Regions from separate parts of the Homo sapiens genome. Here region 1 is linked to region 2. A link is a contact called in ENCODE Hi-C or POLR2A ChIA-PET data. All regions are on one chromosome and are shown on one strand. The core of a region is the stretch at or near the end of the contact, and the rest is flanking DNA. Distances in the headings are between cores, read along the strand shown. Region 1 holds the start of MIDEAS (mitotic deacetylase associated SANT domain protein). Region 2 holds the start of PAPLN-AS1 (PAPLN antisense RNA 1).

What was found. A loop is a pair of places that touch in the nucleus more often than their neighbours do. ChIA-PET counts read pairs that join two places held with the same protein, here RNA polymerase II (POLR2A). Pooled maps may share reads with other maps.
Region 1: a loop to region 2 is called in a pooled map, with 4 times the contacts of the local background. The contact joins the promoter of MIDEAS here to the promoter of PAPLN-AS1 in region 2. A Hi-C loop is called at or near these places in 4 of 37 single-sample maps with no recorded cell type and 5 of 50 pooled maps. POLR2A ChIA-PET finds 5 or more read pairs at or near these places in 1 of 52 experiments (activated B cell).

What each region holds. Positions count from the first base shown.
Region 1 is chr14:73,758,917-73,761,616 of GRCh38, forward strand. It overlaps MIDEAS (mitotic deacetylase associated SANT domain protein), which reads right to left and starts at 1,387. Exons shown (of 13, transcript NM_001367710.1): 1 at 847-1,387. RefSeq lists silencers at 55-164, 525-674, 805-1,044 and an enhancer at 1,465-1,794.
Region 2 is chr14:73,244,655-73,247,354 of GRCh38, forward strand. PAPLN-AS1 (PAPLN antisense RNA 1) reads right to left here and starts at 1,347. Exons shown (of 2, transcript NR_135248.1): 1 at 870-1,347; 2 at 1-590. PAPLN (papilin, proteoglycan like sulfated glycoprotein) reads left to right here. Exons shown (of 27, transcript NM_001365906.3): 3 at 1-105; 4 at 982-1,042; 5 at 1,419-1,521. It also overlaps the pseudogene RNU6-419P. RefSeq lists a silencer at 1,182-1,451 and enhancers at 2,399-2,468, 2,607-2,700.

The DNA.
Region 1 (2,700 bases), core at 137-2,636, 510 kb after region 2:
GCATGTGCGACTTGGGAGGCGACGTGACCAGCTCCACCAAGCCGGCCATATGCAGGGCCCGGCCGAATCCCGGGTTTCGGCGCTGCCGCCAGGCACCAGGGAACACAGCTCCCCGCGAGGCACCGCGCGGGCTGGGAGGGCTGCGGCGGCGCGGGCGTGCGGGGGCGCGCGGGAGGATGACAGGTCTGAGGTGCGCCCGCCCGCGCGAAGCGCTCCAGCCTAGGCCTCTGCTGACTGCATTTGCCCCAGTTCCCCAACGCCCCTGCACCTCTGTCCCCCAAACTCCTGGCGTGGACGCCGCGTCCAGGCCCACTTTCCCGTGCACGCTGGCAGGGGAAGGGGCTCCCGCGCCAAGTTCCCTCAGCTGGCTAGCCCCTCGCCGCGCCTTCCGGGCCTGGGCTCCGTCACGTCAGCCGGTCCCCACGGACACCACGTTTCTCTCCAGCGGAGGAGGAGCAGCCGGATTCCCGAGCCGCCGCGGGCCGCCGGGTGGGGAGGGCTTTCCTGGCGGGGCCGCGCCCGGGTGGGCGGGGGCCGCGCGCAAGCTGCGTAGCTGCACAAACACCGCGGGGCTGCGCTGCACACGCAGCTGCGGGCCGAGGGCGCGGACCGCGGGGGAGGGGGCGGCGGGCTGCAGGCGGCCCCCGCACGGCCACACGCGCCCGCTCCACCGCCGCCCAGGCCGCAGAAGTTCGAGCGCAGCGGCCCCCGCGGCCCCCTCTCCGGGCCGCGCCTGCAGAGCTGCAACCCGCCGTGCGAGCAGCCACAGCTCGCGCGCCGCCTGGGGTCCCCTCGCCGGCCCCGCCGCGTGCAGGCCTCGGCCGCCGGCCAGGCAGCCCCACTTACCCAGCTCTTGCCCGGGCTCCGGGCTCCGGGCTCGGCTGTCCCCCTTCCGCCGCGGGTCGCCGCCTTCGGTCGCCTCCGGGACTCCAGCCGCCTGCACGCACTCCCGATTTTAAAAACAAACAGGCGCCGTCGCCTCCCCGCGGCGCTCGCGGGGCTTCCGCCAGCCCGCGCCTCCCGAGGCTGAGAAGTTTGCTGGCAGGGCCCGGGCGGGACGCGCGGGCTGTCACCCCCCGCTTGCGATGCAGGAGCCTCGGCGCGCCCCGCACCCGTGCCGTCCGCCTCGCGAGCGCTCTGCCTCCCTCCGTGTCACCCCCAGTCCTGCGATGCAGTGTCAGGATTGCACGGCTCTGACTCATCGGTTGAGCTCACAGCTTGAAAAAAAAAAAAAGAGAGAGGGCGAGAGGCAACAGCGGAGGAGGAGGACTCTGGCGTGCTACAAAGGATTGCACAACTCGAGGCTGGGAGCGCGGAGCGCCCAGCGGCCGGCCGGCGCGCGCGGCACCGCGGCGAGCAGGAACCAGCTCTACCACTTCATCAGCACAACTGTCTCGGGGCGGCCTCAGCCAGCAGGCCCGGCGCCGCCCACTTCCTGCGACCAAATAAGGCCGGGGAAGGCGTCCTTAAACCTCAGGCGGCGGCCGGGGCTGGGGATTTCCAGCAGACCTCACCTCCACTCACGAGTCGGTCGCCGTCCCCATCCCCCGCCCAGGCTGGCGCCCCCGATGGCTTTGCTGGCGGGCCACGCTGCTAGTTCCTTTCACACCAAGGTCAGGAGGAGACGGTGACGAAATGTTTGGAAACCCATTGAGCCTGCCAGGAAAGTGTGTGTGTGATGCTGGGGAAGGCACAAGTCGCTTTCTTCCACAAAGAAACTCTCTCTGGTTTTGGATACGGTAAATCATGCACAATCCTCTCCATGGCATTTTATTAACAGACTCTCCGAGTTTCACTTTCTGGCTCAAAAGCGTCCTGGTGCGTGTAAAGGTTATTGAGAAACTGGCCTCAGTCCCTAGAAAGGACCCACCATCTCCATCGCTTAGGTGAGGAAAATCTCCTGGATTTAAATCTAGCAACTCAGGCCAGAGTTGAGCGGCTTTTCACTCCATACTCACATTTTCCCCTGTCTTCCCTAAATATCCCCCTGATCAATTCTCAGGTCCAGGCCTTGATGCCTCCTTGCCTGACTGGTGGGAAGATGGAAAACATTTTTGCAGCTCAAGAGGTTGGTTCTGGCCCCCACATTCAATGGGGCTCTAGGGCCAGGGGAAAGTTCAGGGGAGTGTGTCCTATTCTTCCTTCCAAGTTTTTTGGTGGTGGTGCAGTGGTGGTGGTGGCGGCGGCGGTGGTGGCGGTGGCTGTTTTTCAAGGAGATGGGTCACAAGGAGATTTTCCTTTGAAAGAAAAACCACCGAAGAATACCATGTGTCCTGGCAGCCACTTTTCAAAACACTGTGGCCAGACCTGAGAACCAGGTGCATCCCTCACTTTCTCAGGGAGAAGAGGAGGGAGGGGCAGCAGAATATGATTCTCACACACTCACTGGGCCTACAGGGCCAGGGTGGGGTGTGGAGGACACAGGCAAAACTTGGATCTTCTGCCCAGAAATCCTGCCAAACCTGCACTTGCTTCTAAGGGGGCATGGCTTTCCTGTCCTCTTCCACCTCTTTGCTGGCTGGAGCACCTGCGTACATGTACACCTGGAAGTCACACCTCCCCAAGAGGAGAAGGGCTTATTTGCACCATGTTATGATAGATATGTCAAAATAAGGAACACTTAAAACAATCTTATCTACAAAATACAGGTAATTATGCCACAGGACTGGACCAGAGGACCTCTTGAGATCCCTTCCAGTT
Region 2 (2,700 bases), core at 97-2,596:
GAGGCGGCAGAGTGACACCTGGGGACCCTGGAGCCAGTGGAGCCCCTGCAGCCGGACCTGTGGAGGGGGTGTCAGCTTCCGGGAGCGCCCCTGCTACTCCCAGAGGTAGGAGAGATGAAAATGGGCCAGCTTGTTAAAGCAGGAGCAGGGGATGCTGCCTTCTGGGTGGTGGGCTAGGTGGTCGTGGCCTAGGCTAGCACTGGCCACATCAGCAGAACCCACCAAGGAGCAGATTCATTCTGGAAGCAGCATCAGTTCAGCGCAGGAAATCAAACCATTTCCCAGGGCCTTCCACTCTGAGCTGGAGCACGCGTGCTGCCTGTTGCCCCTGGTCTCCAGCTCCTGATGCTGCACCGGCCTGCAGTATGGCAGGTGCAGTCAATTTTGCTGGAACTGGTAAATAATCTTCAACCGGCAGTTCCCAATTCCTGTGGTTTCTTTACCGAGTACAGATGTTCCCCACTTCAAGCGATTTATTAAATGCTTGCTGTGTGTGCTGCACTCCGGCAGGGTCAGTGGAGAAGGTGGGGCACAGAAGGAGTAGTGAGGTGCCTCTGTCCCGGTTTGTATAGGGGTTGTTCCTGAGAACCCTATGTGAGGAGGAATGAGAGACCAGGAATGATCCTAAGAGCCTTATACTGATGTCCTGCTTAGATCGCAGGATGGCTGTGCCAAGCGGGTGGGTATTATATCTCATGCACCTCGGGTCTTCTCTGGGAATCTGCCTAAGATGCAGTGGAGTGGTCCCGCCTTAAATCCAAACTATAGGGTGGGTAGGGCTCTGAGTCCCGCTTCTCTGGAGTACCAACATGGGTCGCTCACTCCCACCTGGGGGATTTACGGGGTGGGGTCGGGGGACACCCTCTCACCTTGCTGCTCCCACTGGAGAGTCCCGCAGAAGTTGGGGCCTGCAGAGAGCCCCAGAACGGGGGCAGGGACGTTGGGTCTCGGTCAGGTCTTCCCGGTGCTCTGGTCCCGCAGGAGAGATGGAGGCTCCAGCTGCGTGGGCCCCGCCCGGAGCCACCGCTCTTGTCGCACGGAGGTAAAGCTCACGGGGCGCGGGCGAAGGCACCAGCTTCCCCAGCCCCTCCTGGCCGATTTCCCCATTGGGATGCCCGCTCCTGGCCGCGGGCTGCTGGGTTGGCCCAGCCTGGGGTCCTCCCGCCAATCCACAGCAGGGCTGCGTGGGGGCCCCTTCCTCACCCTGCTCCCGGGGACTGGCCTTGCCCTCCACAGCCTAGAGCACCATGGAGGGGCACGCACAGGAGTTCGGGGGTCCGGGGGGCGGACTCCACCTCCGGCGGCTCCGATGGGGCAGGCAAGGGAGACTCCTGGGCTCCCTGGGCTCGGGCGGGGCGGGAGGTGGGCGGACCTCGGACTCCGCCCTCCTGGATCCCGACTTCCCCTCCGCCCCGCAGAGCTGCCCCGACGGCGCCCGGGACTTCCGGGCCGAGCAGTGCGCGGAGTTCGACGGAGCGGAGTTCCAGGGGCGGCGGTATCGGTGGCTGCCCTACTACAGCGGTGAGCGCGGCCGGGACTCGCTCTCTCGGGGCCTCTTGTATACCTACGTTGATGCCACAGTTCCTATTGCCGTATTATAGAGGCGTTGTCATATATATATATATTAGAGACAGTCTCACTGTGTTGCCCAGGCTGGTCTTGAACTCCTGGGCTCAAGGGATCCGCCGGCAGCGACCTCCCAGAGTGCTGGGATTGCAGGCGTGAGCCACTGTACCCGACCAATTTTTTTTTTTTTTTTTTTTTTTTTTTTTGGGTGGGCGCGGGGGCTCGCAATGTACAGGAAATCTTGTAGACCACAGGACCCACCTTTGGGGAGGAGAGGGTCTGCAGAGGTCCCTCGAGAGAGAGCAAGAGGTCTCTCTTTTTCTTTATCTTTTTTTCTTTTCTTTCTCTCTCGTTCTCTCTCGCTTGCTCTTTTTTCTCTCTTCCTTTCCTTTCCTTTTTTTCTTTTCCTTTTTCTTTCTTTCTTTTTTTTTTTTTTTTGAGACAGGATCTTGCCCAGGCTTGAGTGCAGCAGTGTCATGTCAGCTGGGCAGCATGTACCTCCCAAGCTCAATCAATCCTTCCACCTCAGCCTCCCAAATAATTTTTAAAGTAAATATGGAATGCTTCATGAATTTGCATGCCATACCAGCTAAGGGGGCAGGGGCTGTGCTAATCTCTGTATCGTTCCAATTTTAGTATATGTGCTGCCAGAGCCAGCATTTGTCAAATACCCCATCGATCAACCCATAATGAATCAATCACCAGTACCCCTGCTCCCCCCAGCACATGCCCGTGGCAACACCATGGCAGCCATTTTGAGGTCTTTCCATCCTTTCTCCCCTTATGTATGTATATTTTCAAACGAAGCTATGGTGTGTCTATACCATTTTGAGCCCTGTTTTTGCTCAGTCTGCTATGGGAAGCGTTCCTCCCGTCGCACAGAGACGGAGATGGGGAACCCCGGGAGCGGTAGCAATGGTGCCCCACGGTCATCCTGCAGGAGGGGCTGGAAGGGGCTTGGTACACCAAGACTTCATTTATCAAGGATCTGGGGGCCAGAGGAGATGGTCTGTGCACCTCTGAGGAGGGTATAAGTCATTAATTTTTAGAGAAATACAGTTCAGGGAAAAAACACCCAGGTAAGCACCAACATGTATGTCATTAAGCATTTTAGATGAATCAGAAGATTCCTCA